Linked DNA regions of Mus musculus: all the other regions are linked to region 1. Evidence: chromatin loops called from intact Hi-C (ENCODE). Cell type or tissue: heart. All regions are shown on one strand.

The links. A loop is a pair of places that touch in the nucleus more often than their neighbours do. Peaks named below come from ENCODE experiments on the same cell type or tissue, not always from the same donor. Only the 100,000 strongest peaks of a DNase experiment are listed, where the experiment ranks them.
Region 2: a loop joins it to region 1, with 2.1 times the contacts of the local background. A loop is called at or near these places in 6 of 42 quality-filtered maps.
Region 3: a loop joins it to region 1, with 2.9 times the contacts of the local background. A loop is called at or near these places in 6 of 42 quality-filtered maps.

What each region holds. Positions count from the first base shown.
Region 1 is chr5:88,925,727-88,933,726 of GRCm38, reverse strand. All of the region lies in intron 1 of Slc4a4 (solute carrier family 4 (anion exchanger), member 4), which reads right to left. Among named protein-coding and RNA genes, the nearest start is that of Slc4a4, 42 kb to the right of the region's middle. In heart, CTCF peaks have their summits at 4,273 and 5,019 (motif pointing left); DNase peaks (open chromatin) are centred at 66, 2,954 and 3,716; H3K4me3 peaks cover 476 bases; H3K27ac peaks cover 2,694 bases.
Region 2 is chr5:89,040,312-89,048,311 of GRCm38, reverse strand. Slc4a4 (solute carrier family 4 (anion exchanger), member 4) reads right to left here. Exons shown (of 27, transcript NM_001359211.1): 6 at 1,920-2,099. Among named protein-coding and RNA genes, the nearest start is that of Slc4a4, 160 kb to the right of the region's middle. In heart, no CTCF peak of the experiment used is centred here; no DNase peak of the experiment used is centred here; H3K27ac peaks cover 496 bases.
Region 3 is chr5:88,978,046-88,986,045 of GRCm38, reverse strand. The region is part of intron 3 of Slc4a4 (solute carrier family 4 (anion exchanger), member 4); the gene reads right to left. Among named protein-coding and RNA genes, the nearest start is that of Slc4a4, 95 kb to the right of the region's middle. In heart, no CTCF peak of the experiment used is centred here; no DNase peak of the experiment used is centred here; H3K27ac peaks cover 1,001 bases.

The DNA.
Region 1 (8,000 bases):
ACAGAAAGAAATCCTGGACTGCTCAATTGCTGCTTGCGTAGCGCGGGTCTGGTAACAAAGAACTTTCTCTGGGGACAGCTGCTCTGTGTCATCCCGTATATGAGGTCTGCCAGAGACCCACATGTTCACTCTGTATTCTAGACATCTGGTTAAGTGCTTCAAGCACTGGCTGTGGTTGAACTTGTTTCCATATTGCCTGATAACTTGCTCTGGTGCTTTAGATATTTGCTACAATCTAGGCAGGGGTGCACTGAATTCCATTTTTCCCTTCCTATTTTAGGACTATATCTCACTTACCAAGCAATCACCTTTGCATAAAAAGATCAGAAGCAAAAGCAAAAATCCTATCTGACCACTTCATAGTTATGCCACCTGCAGCAAAGGACTTAACTTTCCTGAGTTGCAGGGATTTTTTTTTCCTTGTATAAAATTAGAGTAATGATATCTAGTTCACAATGCTTTGATAGAATAATACCAATTCTGCATTGGTTTCTTTGAGATTTGAGTGAAGGGTCAAACTTAGCACATACTACTTTAGTAAATGTGTTTCTCGGGCCAGTGAGGTGTCTTAGCAGGTAGATACTTGCCTCCAAGCCTGATGACCTGGGTTTGATCCCTGGAACCCACAGGGTAGAAGGAGAGAAGCTGACTACACATATGTGCATGTATACATGTGCTTGACCACACACACACAGGGGAGGAGGGAAACGGGAGGGGGAGGGGGATAGAGTGAACACCCGCATATAATCGCATTCTGCAATTCTGCAACGTAATTTGTAACAAAATAAGTTGAAACAAAATAAGTTTAATAAGTTTCTTTTTTTCTTTTTCTTTCTTCCTTTTTATTAAGAAACTCATTACTGGTCTACAGCCATGCGTTCCAATCTTGTCTTATCTCAGAAACTAAGCAGAATTGAGGCCCAGGTAGTACGTGGGTCAGAAGGAGCTCACTACTTTTGGAAAGACTTACAAGAGTCTTCCTTCCAGACAAGAGCCTGGACATCGAGGCTCATCCTGATACCCGCCAGAATACTTTTCTTCTCTGCACTCAAAACTAAATGATTAAAATAGGATATGGGCCAGTCAGTAGAATTATGGGTGGGAAAGGGCTACCTTAAAGGCTAAGAAATCAAGTCATTTTCCCAATCTCTCTGAGCCTAAGACTCTTGAGATGGTTAAATAATACAGCTGTTACTCATGGATTCAGCAAATATTTAATTACAGCTTGTTATATTCCTATTATTCTTGAGAGGGAGGGGAACAAATCTACAAATAAGACAAAATGTTCCTTAAAAAAAAACAAAAACAGAAACAAAAACAAACAAACAAAAAAAAAAAAAACAACCTAATGACGAACTGAGGGACAAGATAATCTCAGAGGGCGCTGGAAGCTTTGCAGAGAGTAAAACCCCACAAGAGGCTGTCTCAGTGGTGCGGTGAGGATTCTGAGGAAGTGACGTAACTAGGGGCAAAGTCACTGTGTGAAAAATGTACAACAGCCTTCCAAGCAAAGGGGAAAACAAGGGCCAAGACCCTAGGATAGGAAAGTTTAGCACCGTCCAGGAAGTGGAAGGAGCCAGGTCATGCAAGCCAGGAGAAGGAGTCAGAGCTGAAGGCATCTGGAAGCCTCTGAAGAACAGTGAGACGGAGGCCGGCATGAACTGTTTTCCCTTCCCAAAGGGTCACTCTACCTGCGATGTGGAAAACAGATGCTTAGGGCACAAGATAAACTCGTAAACTACCACAAAAACCAAGAGCACTGTGTGAAAATCGGGGTGTTGGGAAGCCATGGAGACTTCATTCTGGACACTTTTTAAGGTTGAGATGTGAATCCTGAAAAAAAAAAAAAGTTGCTGATGCAATCAGAACTGCCCGAGCCGGGTACTAGAGACTCAGGGCTGTTGCTAAATGCGGCAAAATCCATGCATCAAGCTGGTGCTGGAGTCGTTACCAGATGCCAGCATGCAGAAAAGAGAAGTAGGATCAGGGTGCGGACCTGCGACTACCTGCTAAGACACACCAACATCCCCAAGTCAGGCAGTGAGACCAGTGTAAGCTGGACACGGGTGACATGGAAGTCAGAGAGAGCAGACAAGCCCACCGGAAAACTGAGAAGGACGGAGATGGGAAAGCCAAAGTTGGATTTGGCCAATAGGGAGGATGCAGGTGCCTATTACAGACCCCCTTGAAACAGGCCACTCTCGGTGCTGGGGGAGAGAGGAACAGAGAGGGTGCTCGTCTGTTCCTTCTTCTGTTTTTTACCTTCCTCCAGTGAGGAGGAGAGTAAATATTAACTGAGTATCTACTGTGCACCCTGCATACTTCCAGACACCAGGGACACACAAACCACGTCTACCTTCTCGAAGACATCTTCTGGTGCTCAGGGAACAGTCCAAAGTGCAAGGAGCCACCGGCTACCCAGCATTTGTGCACACAGATAAGGAGGACGTCGCAATGAGAACATTTTCCTAAACTCCTCAGAAGCACGACAGAATCCCAGAGCACTGCATGTACCCTAACTTTTTTTTTTATCCTCCCTCCGGAAAATAGAACTAACCCCAGGTCAGTCAGCATGCTGAGTCCAACACAACCGACTGTAGACGCCATTTTGGACCCTCTTATCCATCAGGCAGGATCTTAAAGCATCCTGTTGTCTCTTGATATATTTTCTAAACCTAGATATCGAAGCTTGTTCCAAAAATTATATGCCACATGTAAAGCAAAAGGGAAGCAAGAAACCCAAGAGATTGGAAGGGAAGGTAAAAAGGTCAGCACCCAAGCCCTCCGGCCAAGTTGAGAAAACAACCCAACCCCACCGTCTGAGCACGGAGTGGGGGTCACGCTGGGTGCATTCCTTGGCTCTTTGGTGCATATTTCACATTCCCGTCAAGACTATACATAGCAAGTCATCAGAGCCTCGTTTTCTCTGACGGCTCATACAGAATGCCCACAAATAGGCCTCTTCTCTGCCAAAAAGGAGCGAGTGAAACAGGGCAAAAGCACACAGCCTGGCGGCGTTCCTCTTCCTCAAGAGCAAAGTCATCCTGATGCCTTTGGCCTTCTGCACGGGGCAGAGGCAGTCCCTCCTCTTTACATGACAAATATCAGTTATTCAGCCTTACATTTCTTAGCAGTTGCTGGCTATTATTAGTAAGACAGAGAGAGATACCATGTAAAGTGGCTGACCTAACCAGTTCCCCCCTCCCTCTATAAATCACTAGGAAGAAATTAACTCATCCAGTCCGTAATCAGGCCCCCAAATCTGTCCTTTAAAATGTCCTTCGCACGTGCCCTGCATTTGCTGAAATCAGAGAAGGAAGCATACTGTTGCTCACATAGCCAGCGTGAGGCAAAATGCAGAGTGGCTCTGGAAGCTCCTTACCAGCCTCAGGGGTGAGGGAGGGCAAGCTTCATATCACATGGCCTCTGATTGGAGAAGTTAAACCCCTTCTATACAAGTCCAGACCCATGGTGAGGGGAAAAGGTGGGGGGAGGGGGTTCTAAATCTCCATTTTTCTGGGATAGCAAAATGCTTTAACTGGAACCCATGTCAAATCATCTGCCAAATGGGCAGGTTCTCACCAGCCGGTCCTAATCACGGAGCAGGCCTGTGAGGGTGACTTAAGTCCGGCACGAGAAACATTTGTGCAAAACTGTCAGCCACTAGGCCCAGAGCACCCATCCACATTCCAGCCCTCTGAGATCCCACCCCCCCTGAGCCCTTGCCAACTGCCAACGTGCTCGCAGACTAGTACTCACAGCGCAAGCAGCTGCCACTCAGCCAGTCAGCAAGTGGCAGGCCGCCAGCGCACAAGCTTCAAGAGCACCAGCCTGCTAGTCCCAGGGCTGTTAAAGGTTGAAGGTCTACGGGTATGCTAGCCTTTAGATTCGCCTCACTTGCCCTCCTGTCTCCCTCTCCCATGCTTCCCTATCGCGCCTCCCACGGTAGCAGTTCACTCGTCTCTATGGTAACAGCATCTGGTTTCAGAGTTAGAACTTCATGCAGCACAGTTCTCTCTTAGCCTGGGGCTTTTGCCAAGAGGTGCACTAGCAAAAAGGCTGCTGCCTGAGTTGGAGCCACCTGTTTCCCTGTCACCCCGGGAATGACAGTTATGCTGCGTGTCCTCGGATTGTGGCATCTATTTTGTGGAACGAACACTTTAACCTCAGCATGCTCTCCACAGTATAGAGGGGCTGTGCTAGAGCTGGCAGCCAGCGGTATCCAGAGCCAGCCTATCTCCCCCACAGTCTCTGTTGTCAGGGACTTCTGCCTGCTTCCAGAGGTGGCACCAGGGAGCAGAATGACTCCGGCTGTCAGCATGTCCAAACTAGAGTTTGACATCACTGGTTCAATCAGTGCACGCAGCTTCAATTTTATTAGTTAACCTTGTATTTAAACATTATATTCTATCCTCGCCATTTGGTTTGTTGATGACATCCAATGAACCCATCACCTCTCCATTTATAGAAGCTTTTCTGTACCCAGCATATGCTAAACAATTCTGCACTCACATGCCCTGAGGCACAGATATGTATAAAACGTGGAAAAATACCGAGAGTGAAGACTTTTATATCAGCCATTGCTGTTGTGGTAATTATGAACAGTGTTGCTGGGGAATTTTGCTTACAGTCTAAAGGTATCACAAAGCTCAAACCTCAAAACTAGGCTCTCCCGGCTCTTTGGCTGACCTTAAGTCAGATAAAAGATAGAACATAGCACACCACAGATTTCTACTCCAGAACAGCACAAAAATGCCTAAACAATGTTCCCCTGTCCTCCTCACTTCTAAGAGGTAGAGAATCATTCTTTATTATAAGCTCGCTGCAAACACGATGTTTTCTTTTGTTTTTTGTTTTTTTGTTTTTTTTTTAACCAACAGCATTTTTATCGGTGCTTTTGTTACTTTGTAAAATGTGCTGTCCGTATTTGCGAGGTGTATATAAAGAGCAACATACAGCTGTCAGAGTCCTGGGTGACAGAGCCATCTCAGCTCTGTAAAGTGCACTGCCATCTTTTGGCAACATGTGTTCACTACAGCCGATGGATGGCAAGAGGAGAAGGAAGGAAAGTTTGTAACCATTCCCTTCCCAAGTTCACAGAGGTCCCTGGGGGGCCTTGTGTCCCCACAGGAAGTGAGGAAGAACAACGGTGGTCACTGGCTTAACCATGCACAGTGCTGAAGCTCTGGAGAGATATATTAAGAAAAGGAAGAGAGAGATCGGCACAGCAAAGCTGACAAACGTGGTTGATCACAGCTTTGTCTCCCACAGACCAACAGGTCACATGTAGAGTAAGCCGCCCTCCCAACTCAGGAGCTCCCTAATCAGCCTGGTCATTGACACAGGCCGAGGGCCAGGGAAACGTGGCCCCACATGAAATCAGATTTTAGGCTAAAGTAAAAGTAAAACTGCAACCCAGAGCAGGAGCATGCTGCACATAATTCTAGACTTACAAACTGCCTTACAAGTTCCTTTGTACTCTTGGACACTTGTCCCGGAGAAATGAAAGCTTACATTCATACAGAAACCTGTCTGTGAGTGTTCATGGTAGCTTTATTCCTAATAGCTAAGAACTAGACCTGGCCCAAGTACCTTTCTATAGGCAAATGGTTATGGTTTAAAAGCTATAGTTCATCCATATCATGGACTATGGCTTAGTGGTAAGCAAGGAGAAGCCACTGATTCACACACTAAAACAATGTATCTATAGGGGCTTATGCTAAGACAAAGACTCAGATGTTGTACAATTCATTTACATAACACTTCTGGAATGACAGCTTTTCCATATAAAGGACCCGACCTGAAGTTTCTTGGGATTAGAGACGGGAGTGTTGGTGGCTATGAATGAGTGGTACAGCAATGGATGTGGTCCCAGCTTAACTCTGCATCTTATCCTCCATGGTGACAGGAACATGGATCTACACAGATAATAAAAACATACAGACTGCAGACAGAGAGAGGAGAAGACGAATAAAACTGGGTAGATCTGAAGAGTTCCTTGAACTCCAGAAGTGGAAATACAAGTTATGCTATAGTTTTCTAAAGCGCTAATCAACATGGAGCAAAACTGGCCAAGTGTAGGGTTTGTCCTCCAAAAGTAATTTCTCTATTTCTCCTCAGCTATGCCTTCCAATCTACAACTGAGTCAAAATTCCAACTAAGATGTATTCACTTATCATCCTGGACATATTATTTTGCTTGGTGGTTAGGTGCAGATGGAATTGAGCGACACTGAGCGTAACCTCTTTAGTAACTGTGTCTTTGGACAGTGAACAAACCCCATTCAGCATCTCTTTCCAAGAAGCCTACAGCAGTTCATGCTGGTTAAATAAGTCCCTGAAATAACCAAGTCCAATTCATCGTAATGTTCCTACACGAAATTTGTAGGAACCAGATAAGATACTAAGATCTGAATAATCCATAAACCAAGGGCTAGAAATCCGTCCCAACGAGAGTTGGTTCGCATGTGTGCCTTTGAACTCTCCCCTTGAATCTTCTCCAAGTTGGGGCAGGGCCTCCCAAGCTCTGTGCCCAGGTTGCCACCTGAGCTCTGACAGTCTGGACCAGACTATTTAACAAAAGCCAAGGCCTGAAATGGCAAGAGGTCCATATGGGCTCTAGGGATAAGAAAGCCACTGGGATCCAAAGGGAGAGTCCTCTGCAAGGACATAGCATGCTATCGGTGAGACTGCTGGGAAGGACACCCATGCTAACCAGAGAATGACAGCCTGGTGCTGAGGACATTCCCCGGACTCAGTCTACACTCACGTTTAATGTTTAATGGGCTTCCTGGGTCTCATGTTGCCTGAAGCACCTGCTCTTTCAATGTCTTCTTAAGATTTTTCCTGCCAGGCAGAAGACAGAGGCTTCTCTCTAAACCCTTAACTCTGAACTGTCTCTCTTCGAGGAGTTTGGGGTGGGAATAGAAAGGTCCTAAGATAGGAGTCAGGCAAGATGACACAGGTAGTACTGCTCCACGAGAGAAGTTAGGGCCAAGCACAGCAGTGGACATGTCCCTCTACTGTCCCTTCCTCCTCTTCAGTGGCCATTCTCCACAGCCAGTAGCCAAGGAAAGAAAAGAGAGAAAGGAAGCTACCACGTATAATGATGGGGAAACAGATAGGCATAGCTGCAAGCCCATCATGTGAAGAAGGCACCTTCCAGTCAAGGGAGCTCTCTACAATGCTAGTCTTAAAGCAAGAGTGGATGGTGAGCTTCCTATCTCCCCACACCAGTACGTTCCAGTTTGTGCCACTGGCATCCGAAGCTTTCCTTCCCAACCCACTCATTCATAAAACAATTTAGCATCTACCTCCTTTTGAGTATCATTCATTGGTTCTTCTTTATAAGGACCTTCCTGTTGACTATAAGCTACTCAACCCAGAAGAAGAGGCTCAGCAGACATACACACACACACACATACACACACACACACACACACACACACACACACACACACACACCTTAGCTACTGCCTTCCCTAGCTTGCATGGGATGTACTTCTCTAATTAGCACATCAGATACCCAGAAGCCACATAAGAAGTCAGCGCGAGGCTCAGCCCTGCTCCTCAGACCTGCAACTGGACGAGTTAAAATCCCACAATGTGTACAAATACACCTACCAAGAAGCTACATGGCAGCTACTTTGCAAGTAGGACAAAGAGTTGACATGCCAAAGTAAACCTTAAGCTCTAGACATTTCAGCTCAGTCCGTGATTAGTTATTTGTAGTAGATAGGCCACTGGCTGCACCAATAAGTAAATGCCATATCACATTGACATTCATGTCAGTCTATGATTCTATCAACATTTACTTTAGATTCATGGATATTAACCTCAGGTTAGATTCAAGATGGCAGATGGGTAGGGACTCAAAAGCAGGGATTTTTTTTTTCAGGACACCAGGTTGGGAGTCAGCCACATGGCACCTGATCCGGTATAGCCTCTGCCCTGGTCACCTCTGACACACAGAACTGACATCAGCAGAAGTGCTTCCCCTCC
Region 2 (8,000 bases), 110 kb before region 1:
GATCATTTGAAGAGCCGAACGAGAACTGCCTGCCCTTTCCCATTTGCTTTCTGCTCTGTGTGTGTAGCAGATGAGAGGTGAACAATGAAAGCAAGTGCAACGTCCTCTCGATGGAAGGATCTACCAATAGGACAAAGAGCTGAAGAAAGAGTAACCTAGCTCATTCATTGTATTTCACATCTAAATAACTTCTCCAAAAGATTGGCAGCTGAGGCTCTTCTGCTTCTAGTCTCTGCTCCGTTGTGGCGCATGAGAAGGTGGCTAAGCCTGGCGGTCACAGCCAAGCCCCTACAGCAACATTGTATCTTCATACTTCTTTATACTATTACAGGGTATTCCATGAATTAAAGCAAGCAAACAAAACCACTTAACTCTTAGAATCACACTTCATATGAGAAAGAGGACTGTTGCCTAAGATAAAAAGGAAGGACTGATTTTTAACTGTCCTGATTGCAAATACAGGTGCTGGTTAAGACAAAATGCTTGTAAGCTGAGTTAGAGCAACCTGCGTAAGCAATGGTGCTGCCCGTCCATGAAAAATTAAATTCAAACTTAAAGCTGAAGACCACAATGCTCTGAGTAACACCAAACTATACCAGCAGTATTCTAAACTTGAATCACTCTCTCTTGTGGATGTATGTTATTGAAAACATTCATATCTTAATTATTTTTATAGACTCTTTGGATTTAAAGCTATAAAATTTTGCTTATAGTAATGTGTCTTCAAACCATTGGTTTTTATTACGAAGTGAGGGAAAAAAATCACATTTCTAGATATGGACTGGCTGGGGTCAAAGTCAGTTTATAAAGTCACTTTAACTTGTCATCTGCCTGAGACCACATTCTATAAAATTACAGAGGTACATGTGACTGCACCAGGTTACAGACTCTCTCCCTCTCTTCCCTTTCTTGGTACTAAGAAGATGTGGTGGTGGGTTGTAGAGCCAGTTCTACCAACCCAGCCTACTCAACTCTGTCCACTGCATCATCATCTCCCACACTTCATGGTAATGCACGTCCCCCTTCTCGGCCTTCACCCAAACAGGAAATTTGCTCCCAACAAATAGACATATAAGATAGACTCTTTGCAAGAAATTGTGGTAAATGCATTAAAATAAATATCACAAGAACATAGCACCTTTCCCATTGTTATATAACAAGTTAATATTCCATCTTTAGTAATTACTGTCCCATCTGAGTATGACTGTTGTTTATCACGATATCAACTACCTTTTCCAGTAGTAAAAGAAAATTGAATCTAACACTGGAAAGATGACCACCTAGACAGCTGACTCCCATCCAAAATGGGATGCTGTGCTGCAAAATGCTGTAATCTGAGACTTCAAAGCATTTATCTTATCTAATTAGATCCTCCAAGTTGTTGCAAGTCATCTTGAAGACATACTCCACTGGAGAGATGACTCAGCAGTTAAGAGCACTGACTGCTCTTCCAGAGGTCCTGAGTTCAATTCCCAGCAACCATATGGTGGCTCACAACCAACTGTAATGGGATCTGATGCCCTCTTTTGCTGTGTCTGAAGACAGCTACTCATATCAATAAAATAAGTCTTAAAAAATAAGTCTTTAAAAAAAAGCATATTCTCTGAGGTCACAGTCTCTACAAGCTTGCTGACTCGTGTGGAATACTCAGTTGTTTCACCTCGGAGTTATAAGCGAACCATTTCAGTCCATCAGCATAGACCCACATAGAGAATCAAGGCACTGAGGCTTTGTAACCTGCAGCAACAGGGAAACCCTTCCAACAAGATTGCACATACACCCAGTTATACTACGAGGATCATGAAATGACCATGGCGCGTGAACTTGAGAAAAGAAATATAAGGGGTAGGGGGTGTGAAGAGATGGAGTGAGGTGACACAGAAAGAGAGAGGAAGCAGCAGCCACTGGCTCTGCATTACCATTATCAGGGTTGCTAAACATCCTACTTGCACTGGAGACAGTCTTCCCAATGTCAGCCAGGGACCGAAGGTTGGATTTCTTGGTTTGATGTCGATGTTTCCGGAGCAGAGTATAGGTGACCTTATCCTTCAGGTCAGGCTTCAGTAGGCCTGTCTCGATCTGGTGGTCTGCAATCATCTCTGATGCAAAAGACAAAGTAAAGTGGGTGTCAGTCACCAAACCATGCAGCGAACTGTCACTCCAGCCTTGTGGATGTCATCACCAAATTAACTCCAAGGCCTTACTTCAAAAAAACCCCAGCTTCCCACTTTATGGGAAGGGACAGGATGCTGGCATTAATGAGAATATTAGAACTATTCTAGCTTTAATTGGATCTTTACAAAGGTAGGATTGTCTTAATCTGTCTTTTTTTTTAATATCCTAGCTATGGTGAATCCCCTAAATCACAGTTTCCTTGAGTAACACGATTAGTCAGTAATTTGCATTTTTCAATTTTAAAAAGTAACATTCGAATTTTTATGCCCTGCATTACATTAATCAGAAATGTCAAATGTAAGATAAGAAGAGAAGTTGAACATTGTAAAACCATGAAAAGTGATTATTAAAGTCTATCTTCCCAATTCTTCTAAGTTATATTTTCTTTGAAACACCTTTTCCAATATCAGATCATTTGAACAGCTAGTGAAGAAAAGATTAAGCTATAAAATTATACATACCCTAGTCTTTCATTTTTTTATTTAATTTTTTATTAGATATTCTCTTCATTTACATTTCAAATGCTATCCCCTTTCCCAGTTTCCTCTCCAAAAGCCCCCTATACCCTCCCCCCACCCTGCTCCCCAACCCACCCACTTGCGCTTCCTGGCCCTGGCATTTCTCTGTACTGGGACATATAATCTTAGCAAGACCAAGGGCCTCTCTTCCCATTGATGGCCGACTAGGCCATCCTCTGCTACATATGCAGCTAGAGACATAGCTCTAGGGGGTACTGGTTAGTTTATATTGTTGTTCCTCCTATAGGGTTGCAGACCCCTTTAGCTCTTTGATACCCTAGTCTTTCAAAGATGTAGGATTAAATCTTCCTGGTCAACTCTAACTAAAACCTGATCAGTCTATTCTACTGATCATTTCAAATACTACCTGACCATTTTTGAGAAATTTTAAATATCCTAGTTATAAAAAAAATTCTATTTATTCTTCTTTACTGTTTTAACTTTAAAAAGAAAGTGGCTTTGGGGGCTAGCGAGATGGCTCAGGCAGTAAAGGATAAAGTGTTTTGCTGTGCATGCAGGAGGGTGTGACTTCAGAGTCACAGCATCCACATAAAAAGCTGGGTGCAGTGTTAACCACCTGTGTCCTCTTACAGGAGGAAATGTGGTGAAGACAGGCAACGCCCTGGAGCTCAAAGGCAATCCAGGTTCAGTGAGAGATGTTATCTCAAAAATAAGGTGGCTAGAAAGTAAAAAAGATACCCAACAGCAATTCTCGCTTACACGCACAGGTGAGCACACACATGCAGAAGCACACAGATACACGGATGCACATTCACACACACACACACACACACACACATAGAGGCATGCAACAATGATTTGTAAAGTGTTCTGCTAGACAACAAATTCTGTTCCAACAGAAAATAGCTTCTTTCTCACAGGTAAACACATAAAGGCCATCCTATTCCAGTATTCACCTCCATCACAGAATCTGTGGGTGATGTGCAGGGCAGGGCACCTTACTGCATAGCTTGCCCTTGAGAAAGTACTTGGGTGGGGAAGTACAAAAGCCTGTTCTTATTTGAAACTCTAACAGGAAAATCAATGGGTGGTCGGACCACAGTCAGTCAATCCTATGGAATCCTGCCCTAAAGAAAAGTTAGAGGTGTCTCCAGGACCTTGCTGATGCCTCACGGAACCTTCACTGGTCCATCTTTACAGTGAGCACACAGTCTCACCACCTACGTCTAGAAGCCAGCAATTTATACAGTGGACAGGGAGTCATTTGTAAGGCAATCGGAGGCTAAATCAAGGAGTTTCCATCATTTGCCCAGCACAAATGCTATAAATGTACAGAACGGGAACCATTTGGTAAAGGGACCTAGAGGGGACAGGAAGTTTCTCTTGTGAGTGTTTTGATTTGAAAGTGGCCTTCAGCTTGAGTATTTTTAACCACACAAACCGCACTCAGTAAAACGCTCAGAGTGACCCCTAGAAGTACAATTAGCCCTCTGTCCCACAGTCAAGTAATTAGGTGCCTTCAGAACACAGCCCTATACTTTCCCTTCAAGACCCGTTCCATGTGGAAAGTCCATTTACAGAAGGACCACAAAAATAAACAGCCGGAGCATGTCTGCAGCAAGCATTATCAGACTCTCACTCTGATGCCAGGATCCTGGATTAAAGAGTTTCTTATCTAGCCTTCCTGGCAAGGCTTCCCAATGCATATGCATGCACAGCCGGCCCTCTTGTTACTAATGCCTGGAAATCACTAGTTAGACAGGTTAAAACATCTGTGTGGCTTATGGCCTTCATTAAGTTTCCATTTAAAAAAAAATGGTGGCATAATAGGCTCTCTTTAAGCATCAACTGCAAAACCTTTTCAAAGGAAAGTGGGGGCAGTTACTTTTACAACTCTACTGAAATTAAGTGCTCAGAGTTCAGATCCCACAGACACTACCAACTGTGAGAAACTATGCCAAGTCTAGATGCAGAACAGAACTGAGGAGAACCTAGGGGGACCTCCAGCTCAGCTCTTGTTACACAAGTGAGGAAAAAGGGGGTGAAGAAGGGACTGCGCCCCCAAAGACTCACTAAAAAGGCAGAACCCCAACCAGAAACATGCTTTCTGATGCACATCTAGATCTTTCCCCATTCGACACAGCATTTTCTGTATTTAAAATGCAAGCCCACCAACCAGGCTGGTGTACAGCTGCCATGTTAGCATTCAAAAAGCTAAAGTAGAAGGATTGTGACTTTCTGGCCGCATGAGCAATGGATCCCATGAGTCCAAAGCCTGGACTCCATAGCTACACTCTGCCTCAAAAGAGCCAAAGGTAAATTGTCCTAGAGAGCGAGCTCTAGGCAGAGAACAAAGTGATATCTGCAGAGCTTTGACAGACAAACAGAAAGGTAAGCTTAGACTGTGGAAAGCGGCTAAGGGCACTAGCGAGCCTTTAGGAAAAAGACACACAAGGCCAAATACATAGTTCTCAACTTCAAAATTAATGAAGATAATGTAACTAGACGTTTGTTAGGTCTGTCAAAATTATCTATCCCAGTGTGAAAGACCTTTGCCATAGCCGTTGCCTGGGGATAATACCGAGGACCAAGGCACTTGACAAAAGCACACCAAAATCTTTCAATATGTTCAGAACTTTTGAATTTTCTACAACTGGAACTCTATACTAATCAAATAATTTTGCTAAACTAAACAAAGAAATATTCATTTCTTTTGATAATAAAACCTTCAAGGTCACCTAGTGCCTAATAAATTGCAATTTTACAGCTATCCTGTTTTTATTTATAGAATGACAGAAATTTTGATATTTATGTTTTTATCTTTAAGCAAGTACCAATTAAAATGATGGACCCTGAGGCTGGAGAGATGGTTCAGCAGTAAAGAGCATTTGCTCCACATGGGGGCCTGAGTTCAAGTCCTGACACCAATGTAAAACACATGCCATAGTTGTGCTGGCCTATAGCCCCAGATTATATGCACAGGGCTGTGCAGGCCTATAGCCTCAGATTACAAGGGGACACAGGTGGGCCTTCTGAACTCACTAGCCAGCCATGCGGCCTAACTGTCACAGAGAGTTTCAAGGAACTTCAGGGAGGGAGCTTGCCTCAAGGCAATAAGACAAAGAGTGACAAAGAAGATACCCAACAGCCTACCCTAGCCTCCACATGGCAGGCATCCACACACTCACATGTGCGCACACACATGCACTGTACCACAGTTCCACTTCAAGACAAAGTTACATGCACATAAACAGAGCATAAGAAAAATATTGAGATGATAAATATTGAGACAAAATTAGATTAGGAAACATTTTATTTTTGTGGTAAAATTAGGGAAGGTTTTATTTTTGTAGTAAAGTATTGATGGAGCATATTTAAATGGATATATGTCAATTTTAAGATTAGAAAGAACAAAAAAATACAAATTTGAAAATATAAAGTTTTTTTAAGGAAAAAAAAACAACAACAAAAAACAGCAGAACTCATACATTTGCCAACACACAGAGCTCAGGGTGTGTGTGTGTGTGTACACATATGTATGTATGTATATACGTGTATATATATATATATATACATATACATATATATATATATGTGTGTGTGTGTGTGTGTGTATACATATGTGTGTATGTGTGTACATATATGTGTGTGTATATATATGTATGTATGTATATGTGTATATATATATGTGTGTGTGTATATATATACACATATGTATATATATTTTCCAAAAATAGAGCTACATTTTGCTCATCCATTTCTCATTGTGCTAATTACCTGAAATGGATTACAGCTTTTTTTAAACAAAAGAAGGGAAGAATCTTCCATGAACTTGACTTTGTATGTGAGTGACACCCTTTAAATGTAGGATTACAATGGAGTGCTAATAATAAACCTATTAAAATAATCCCTGGAAATTATGTCTTATCCTCTGTAATGCTTCAAAGACAATTTTTCTATTAAAATACAGAAGGGATTCTTTTTTAAAAAAAAATTAAAAGCACAGAGAGGTCCTGAAAAGAATCCCAGGTAAGCTGATTTCACTGTAAGAATGACACCTGACATCTGAGCCTGGCTTGAGTCCTGTGCAGCTGCTTGCCATGGCATAAGATCTGTGGGTGCTCTACCTCTCAGGAGGATGAGGAGGGGCAATAGCAAATGGACCACAAAGACGGCTGAGAAACACCCTCATGTTTACTGGATATAATCATACTTTCTATTATTTATTTCCTCCCTTTTCTGAAGCAAAATTGGCCTATTGGGAGAAAACCCATCATGATATTTATGAGAGAGTAACAGCCAGTTGAGAATTACCAGCATATGCATCCCTACCTCATCCCCTGCAAGAAAAAGGTTGTAATAGTAATGAACTAATCCCTACAGCACCTCACAGCACCGAGCGGCCGTCTGTCGTTTAAAATGAAGCAAAGGTTTTCTGTGGTTTGTAATTTATTCTCCATAGGTTTGTATTCTTCCAGAGGATTTTTGTCCTGTTATCAGGTTATACTTGTTTACTCTCCTCTGCAAAGCTGGTCTTTTTATTTCCTCCCTTTCTTTTGCTCATGATGTATGGTTTGCTCTGAACTGTTTTTCTGAATTATCAGCTCCAGAATGACAGCCCTGGCACTCTGCCTCCTTGCCCCAGGGACTGTGAAGCAAACATATTAGTGAGTGATGATACCTCAAAGTGACCTAGTGGTGTCTAATTTTAACACAGGATGACAATGTTCAAAGTAAATTCATGGAGGTTAGAAAAGAGTCCGCAGCTGATAATAAAAAAAATGTTACGGGAAATTAAGCAAGAACATCAAACGATCACTTAATCTTTCTTACATGCAGCAGATGTCAGAGCTTCCCTTTTGGTTATTGGCTAAAGGGGCTCTGATTTAATGTGGGCCTCTGTCTTCTGCTGTGTATGCACAGTGAGGGACTTGCTGGGATCAGGAACTCTTAAAGGTAGTTCAGTATGGGACTGAAGAACACAAAGACAGCTTTGCAAAGAAGTTCAGGTCTAAAACTTTCATCACCATGCTGATCAGCTCCGAGACCAGCAAAAATCAGTCAATCGATCGATCAATAAAAAGAAGGAATGAATGCTCCAATACTTCCATCTCTTCAGTCAATAGTGTTTGGAAGTTTTTCTTCTGTTCATGAAATTCCAACCATCTCTATACCAGATTCAAATCAGACTTCATGTCGTAATCTTGTAGGTGGCATGTAGGAAAACCTAGATAGCTAATGACACTAGGGTCTGATGAACCCAGCAGGTCTGATGACTTTTCTTGATTCTCCCAACAACTCTGAAAGATACATTGTGACAGCTAGTTTCAATTGTCAACCTGACAC
Region 3 (8,000 bases), 52 kb before region 1:
CTCTCAATGGGCAGAAAAGCATGAACACAGTACTACAAATGTTTTTTATGAAAGTCAACTTCTGATTGAAAACACAAAGGCCACACTGTACACTGAAGCTACAGATACAATACAGCTGAGGGCAGAGAGCGAAAGGTCAGGTGCCAGTTAGTATTAGTAATGGAAACACGATCCCATAAATGGGATCGGAAACAATCACCGAGCAGAGTGTCTCAGAGAAGAAAGGCTGATATTATCACCACCACGCGTGTAAACCTTCCTAGTTCCCAAACTGTAAAGTGTAAAACACTGTTTTTACCAGGTTTTCTAAAATGTGTAACTACGTCCTGTAACTTGGTTTTAGTTTTCTGTACTAAGAGTCCTTTCAGATACATCCTTTTGTTCCTTTATTTCTAGGGTGAACTGGAATCATAGCTTTGTACAACGCATGTACACTGGCAGCCTGTTGTAATGTGTACTGGTAACTTGCCTAGAAACACCAACTTTAGGACAGAAACATCTAATTAGAGGTTTGTAATCAGTCCAGGCGATCTGCCTTCACACTAGCATGACGGAGAGCATGAACTCTGGTGTCTGTCTGACCAGCCTAGTTCAAATCTTGGCTCTGCCAGTGACAAGAGGTGTGACCTCGAGAAGTATGGGTTGCCTAACTTCATCAAAGGCCAACATAAAGAAATAATAAGTCTCATAATCATAATAAAAATGATGTTCACCTCACATTATTCTTATAAAGACTCAAAGGGAGAATAAATTTTAGAATTAAAAAGAGTTCCTGTTACGTAATAAATCCTGCCTAATTCATTCGAGGAAGACTATCCCTGAATCTGTTACCTGCCTGTGGATTCTATTCTCCTAACTGGGCTGCCTTGTCTTGCCTCAGTGGAAGATGATATGTCTAGTCGTGCAGTGACTTGATGTTCCAGGGTGGGAGGGCCTCAGAGGAGAAGGAGAGGGGGAAGTTAGGGGGAGATGTGTGAGGGGAAACTGATATTGGGATGTAACGTGAATAAATAAATTAATTAATGGGGAAAAAAATCCCTGCCTAAATTTTTAGTACTATCAGGTTAAGTACTATACAGGTTAAGATATTTACATTTTATGACCTTTGTAAGATTGAAAAGAGAAGAGAATAGCAACACTAACCACACAAAATTGTGATAAAGATGAACTGAGGCAATGTCAGTAAAAGATGCTGTTCCATGGGACAGCTATGCGCAAATGGAAGAAGGCATGTTTCTCTATCTTACTGATAACTGTTTTCTCAATTCTGTAACCAAAGATAACACATAATATTTGAACTAATTTTGCACAAAGCTACAGAAATTCCTTACGATGATTCCAGTTTCATTGATTGTTTCCATAGTCCAATGAAACTCAAGAAGAGACACTTTGGGGCTGGAGAGACGGCTCAGCAGTTAAGAGCACATCCAAGCTCCATCACCAGTCCTCAAGGCAGGCAGCTCAGAACCACCTGCAACTCTAACCACAAATGATCCAGTTTCCTCTTCCAGCCTCCAGAGACACCTGAACTCTGTGTGTGTGTGGGGGGGGGGGGGGGGGTGAGTATATACACACACACAACACACATAAACATAATTAAAAATAAAAACTCTTCGAAGAACAGGAGGAGGACAGGGAAGCGGTACCTGTCCCAGGAAAAACGAATCATCAAGGCAAATGATCCTTTAACAATAGACTCACAGCACCCATTAGCTAGGCAGAAAATCATTATCCTTTTTAGCCCAATGGTGCTCAGGGCTTGATCTCTGAACAAGAAGACCCCATACAAGGCACACTGGGCATTTTTACACAGTCTCCTTGAACTCCACCCTAACGTACAGAAGCAAAAATCACAAACAGAAGTCTGAATTTAAACAAGACCATCACGTGAATCCAGTGTCCACCTATATTTAAGAGTTGCTGCTGCAAAGTTGTGTTGAGGAAAGTCACAATCCGTGTGGTTAGCACTTTGTCACTATGGAGGGCGGTGGGGGGGGAGGCCAGAAAATAGGAAGGAAAAGATTCCTCCCACCAAATTGTAATCCAAGTCAATTTTAATATATAGTAGACAAAGTTCAATGCAATCAATATTTAACTTTTCCTTTAAATACGCCTTCCCAGTAACGTCTCGCAGGCTAACACACTAATTGTTTTATAGCTGGTCATTACGTTGCAGGTGGCTTTCCCAGTGCTCCACAGGTTTGCTCCTCTCTTTGCTGGCCTGCCTGCCTGTGCCATGTGACATGTAGGGCCTGAAACTCAGCATTCTTCCAGGTCATGATGCTCCCGAGCCTCGTCCTCCACTGAACTTGCCTTAAATACAACTGCCCTTCTCAGTATGAGGCTCCAGACACTTGAGCTTGTGGCCGCCATCCCCACCCAGACACTGCCTACAACACTCAGCTACACTCACAGCAGTTTTTCAACCTATAAGAAGCACAGCTGGGGTGGGTTTGTAAAGAACCTATTATGTCAAGAAATTATGTATATTTCCTCTTTTGATTAAACGATCGCATCATTCACATGAACTTATTAAGCAAAACAGCTAGCCTTATCCCCCTGACTGACTCAGCAGCATCCTGCATTAAATCCTTGACAGGGAGTACAGCTTTTGACACAAAGGAATGGCATCTTCTTGCCACATTGAGATATTTAACAACTGAGTCAGTGGGGCCACACCCAGGTACTGTAGAGAAGTGGGGATAGTTGGATTGTGTGTCTGCTGGTCCCCCATTGCAGGACACCATCTGGAAAGTGCATTCCAAGGCCTACTGCTCATGGCTACACACTGATCTGGTCAATCTCCCTTGAGAACATCAATCTGATGGCTGTCAATGAAAGATGCAGGTTTGTAGGAGGACATTCAAAGTGACCAAAGCAGGGGACATCAGAAAACTAGAGGTGAGAACAGGACAGCTGTACTGGCTGGTTTGGGGTGTCACCTTAACAGAAGCTGGAGTCAACAGTGGAAGGAGCCTTGGTTAAGAAAAGACCTCCATAAGATCCAGTTGTAAGGCATTTTCTCCATTAGTCATGGATGGGGGAGGGCCCAGCCTATTGTGGGTGGTGCCATCTCTGGGCTGGTGGGCTTGGGCTCTGTAAAGAAAGAAGGCTAAGTACACCATGTAAAGCAATCCAGGAAGCAGCATCCCTCCATGGCCTCTGCATCAGCTCCTGCCTCCACATTCCTGCCCTGTTTGAGTTCCTAGCATAACATCCTTTGTTGATGAACAGCAATGTGGAAGTGCAAGCAGAATAAACCCTTTCCTCCCCAACTTGCATTTTGGTCATGGTGTTTCCTCGGAGCATTAGAAACCCTAACTAGGACAAAAGCATAAATTAGAGATAAGAAGTGACACTGAAAGTGTAGGAATCCAGATACCATGCATTCAAGAAGAATCTCAAGAGCAAAGGAACCCACAACCAAACGCATGGGTGTTAGTTACATTGTGCTAGAATGGTCAGAAGAGAAATGACTGACTTCAACATCAGCTTGGAATAGTAATGTTTGTTCTGACAGCGTTAGCAGTGACCCAGGAGAAGAGAAATAAATAGAAGCTCATAAAACCATCAAGTCACCCAAGGCTGAGAAGAAATGTTATAATTCTTTCTTATTTTCAAGGGCTTTTATGTAGGAAAGGGATTAATTGAATCAGTAAGCACACAACTAAGACCAAAGGGTCAAAAAATCACAAGAAGGCTAACTTTGAGTCAATATATGGGAAGGCTTTTTTTTTAGCAATTAAAACCCTCTACAAATGGAATGGGCCACCATGTGAAGCAATGAGTTCTCTGGCCCTAGGAGTATAAATTATGATCAGTCCAGATAGCCATAGCAAAGATTTCTCCTTTAGTAGAGCAGAGATCAGCTGGCTCTTGAACTTCATTAGCATTTAAATTCTACCCCCCACAATCCTCCCCCTCCCCCCAAAGAAAGGAAGAAGGAAAGGAAAACTAGGATAGAAAGCAAGCCTTCTCACCACTAAGAGAGAAGAAAGAACGGGTGGAGAGCACAGGAGTTACGATGACCCCGGTCTAAATTACAAATAGCAGCCCTCTACTTCCATTCTGGGAAATAAAGCTGATATAGGCTTATTTTTTACCTATGACATCACACTACTGCAAGAACTTCTCTGGTTACTCTTATCACTGTGGGCCAGTTCCAGCAGAAGTTTACAGACTTCAGAAGTCAAGATAAATAAAAGGGAAACAGCTAAGTTCCTGAAAGCAGACCGCTGAGAAAATTCTAAAATGATCTTTCAGTCTCCTCGTTTAGCATAATGAGGAAGCAGAAGGGGGAGGCTCTGCAGTGAGGGGACTATAAAAAGCTCACCAAGCACTTGGGTAAGAACGGATGACACCGTAGACCAGCGTGAGATCAGCTTACACTGAATTCTACAGGGAGGTTCCTAGGGACTGGACCGCACACAAAACCAGTGGAAATTTTGTAGAAGGAAAGTAATCAGTTTCAGACTCAATCTGAGTTGATTTCCCATTTCTGTACAGGGCAATAAATCCTTAATGTGTATATTGGTGATCTCCAAGGTGATGCAACTTAAGGAAAGAACATGGGGGTCATATAGCAATAACACTAAGTCAAAGCCACTCCTGGGACAGGCTCACAGTTCCTTTCCTGGGAACAGAGGTAATGAGGCTCTGGGCTTACATGTCTGAGAGAAGGGTGGCCTGCCCTTGTCTTCTGCCAACATTCTGCTGCCTTCTCACCTGAAAAGGTCAAGACACCACTGAGGCAGCTCTCATTCTGCCACGAGAAAGAAAGAGAAGATCCCTTGTAAGTCAACTGTGTCAGCCCTGTGCACATTCTAACCCCTGCAAACACTCCAGACCCACGTTGTCCCTGTAGCCCAAGAACTATCACCATGAAAGAGTGTATTTACACAGACAAAAAGAGAGTTTTCACTCAAAGATCTAAGACCACTAAGCAGGACTGGAAGAGGAAGAAATACTGAAATTCACAAATGTTCAGAGCCTTGGCAACTGTTTAATGGCACACTAGGACAGATAAACAGTTTGGGGATATCATAAAAGTCACGGAGTAGCATAGAATTCTCAGCTAACTTCACGATAAAATTTTGTGCACGATAAAATTATATAAGGATAAGATAAATCTACTCAATATTGTCAGACATCAACTTTAAATATAGTTGTTCCTCTTTCTTTGTATGTTTCAAAAGTATAGGCACAAGACACAGGTGACCTCTTCCTCATTCTGATTCTGATAGTTTCTGACCTGTGTCAATCAATGTCAGGACTGCTCTTCTCATGAACTCCGACCCCATCCACTGTCATATACTATACTGAACTGGCTAAATGGGAGCTTCCCGTGGAGTCTCCTTGTAATTTTATCAAAGCAATGACTACATTTCCCTTCCTAAGAATTCAGAAAATTCTTCTATTTCTTTTCTGTGTAGACTATAAGCTAAACATTTAAAGTTTTTAAAACATATTTGTTTTTAAAAAAAGAAAGAAAGAAGAAGCAGCAAATACTCTTTTTCAGAACTCCAATTGCTAAGCAAAAATTCATGTCTTACAAATAAGAAAGTAATCATTTGTATTATACAGCTATCTTATTTGGAAAATCGAAACAACCACAAAAGGGGGCGAGAGTAAGAAAATCAGTCAAATGTCTCCTCATCTCCACCATCCAAGTCACACATTGTTCAAGACAAATCAGTAGTTCCTATTTCGTTAGCATCGGTAATAGATTACTGCTACGGGTAGCAAAAGCAAAAGTGGGCAAGCAAGGCTGGAGACAGAGCCCAGACCAGGGCTTTCTGAATGCTAAGCAAGCACTCGACCCACTGAGCCACACAGGCAACTCCCAAAACTCTGATATGATAAGAAAAGAGAGAACCCTCAAGACCAGAGATGCCAGTTAAGAGGTTATAGGCAAGAAGCAAAACTGTGACCCACAAAAGGAGGTGGAAATGATAAAGTGGACTTCATCAAAGCTTACAACTTCCTTTTTCAGAGAATCTGTTAAGAGAATGTGAAGATGAGCTGCAGGCTAGAAAAGAATTTGCCACCCTGACTTCTACCCTCACAAGAGTCACTTGAAATCAACTGAGTTCGAGAGCAGAAGCTATGACACTCCTAGAAAACAATGTAAGGAAAGGCCCACTGTCACACTGGATCTGGCAGTGGTTCTTGGATAGTCACCAGAAATCAAGCAATAAAAGCAACAGTGAACAAGTAAGGCTGGGTCAAGCTGAAAGGCTTCTGCATGGGAAAGAAAATAATCAACAAAATCAAAAAGCAACCTCTGGAACAGAGGGAAATTCTTATAAGCCATCTATGTGATATGGGGTAAGATCCAAAAAAATATATGAGAAACTCATGCAACTCAGTTGCAATGGGGGAAGATAAACAGATCCAAACTGGCTCACGTACAGGAAGACATAACCCAAAGTATATGAAAAGTGCCCAATAGCACAAGTAAGCCAAGAAATGCCAAACACAGCAAGATCCTACTACACACCCTTAAGACATTTGAATGGCAGAAAGATAGAAAGAACATGTACAAATGTGTCTAGAAAAGAACACAAGCATTCTTATGAGATGTAAATTGGTGCAACCATTATAGAAAGTAACAGATTCCTCCAGATGTTGAAAACTGGACACTACGGTATTTAAAATCCCACTTCTGTATATCCAAAGGCAATAAAAACTACTATCTCATGGGAAGAACCAACGTGTCCAGCACCAATGAGTGGATAAATTGTGGTGTGTTCACACAAATACATTTATGTACAGACACACACACACACACGTAAACTAGAAACTATTCAATCATAAAACAGAGAAAAATCTTACCACTGAGATATCATGAAAGAAACTTGTGCTAAGTAAAACAAGCCAGAGAAGACAAGTCTAATAAAATCTCTCATATGGGAAATCTAAGAGTCAACAGAGCAAAGAATAGAATGTCGGCCACAGGAGTTTGCAAGTAGGGGTCATAGGGAGATGCTTGTCAGAGAGTCCAAATGTTCAGGTTTAAAGTAGTTTTTAACTTAGGATACCTAAGATATAAGATACAATTTGCTAAACGCATGAAACTCAAGAAGAACGAAGACCAAAGTGTGGACACTTTGCCCCTTCTTAGAATTGGGAACAAAACACCCATGGAAGGAGTTACAGAGACAAAGTTTGGAGCTGTGACGAAAGGATGGACCATCTAGTGATTGCCATATCAGGAGATCCATCCCATAATCAGCTTCCAAACGCTGACACCATTGCACACACTAGCAAGATTTTGCTGAAAGGACCCAGATAGAGCTCTCTCTTGTGAGACTATGCCGGAGCCTAGCAAACACAGAAGTGGATGCTCACAGTCAGCTATTGCATGGATCACAGGGCCCCCAATGGAGGAGCTAGAGAAAGTACCCAAGGAGCTAAAGGGATCTGCAACCCTATAGGTGGAACAACATTATGAACTAAGCAGTACCCCTGAGCTCTTGACTCTAGCTGCATATGTATCAAAAGATGGCCTAGTTGGCCATCACTGGAAAGAGAGGCCCATTGGACTTGCAAACTTTATATGCCCCAATTCAGGGGAATGCCAGGGCCAAAAAGTGGGAGTAGGTGGGTAGGGGAGTGGGGGGGAGGGTATGGGGGACTTTTGGGATAGCATTGGAAATGTAAATGAGAAAAATACATAATAAAAATATTTTTAAAAAAATAAAAAAATAAATCAATAAATAAAAAAAAATAAAGTAGTTCTTAAATATTCCACACACAACAAAAGTAGTAATTAGGTAAGGTAATAGCCTATCTGGCATTGTTATGATAATCCTTTTGAAATACATATGCATATACAAACATCCTACTATATTTTTTTAATTTATACAACTTTGCTAATTGTGCTTAAATAAAGCTGTGAAGAATAACCTATATCCAAGAGTAAAATGTTTGCAACTTATATATCTGACAAAGAATTTATAGAGAGAATATATACAGAATTCTCCAAACTTAATAGTTTT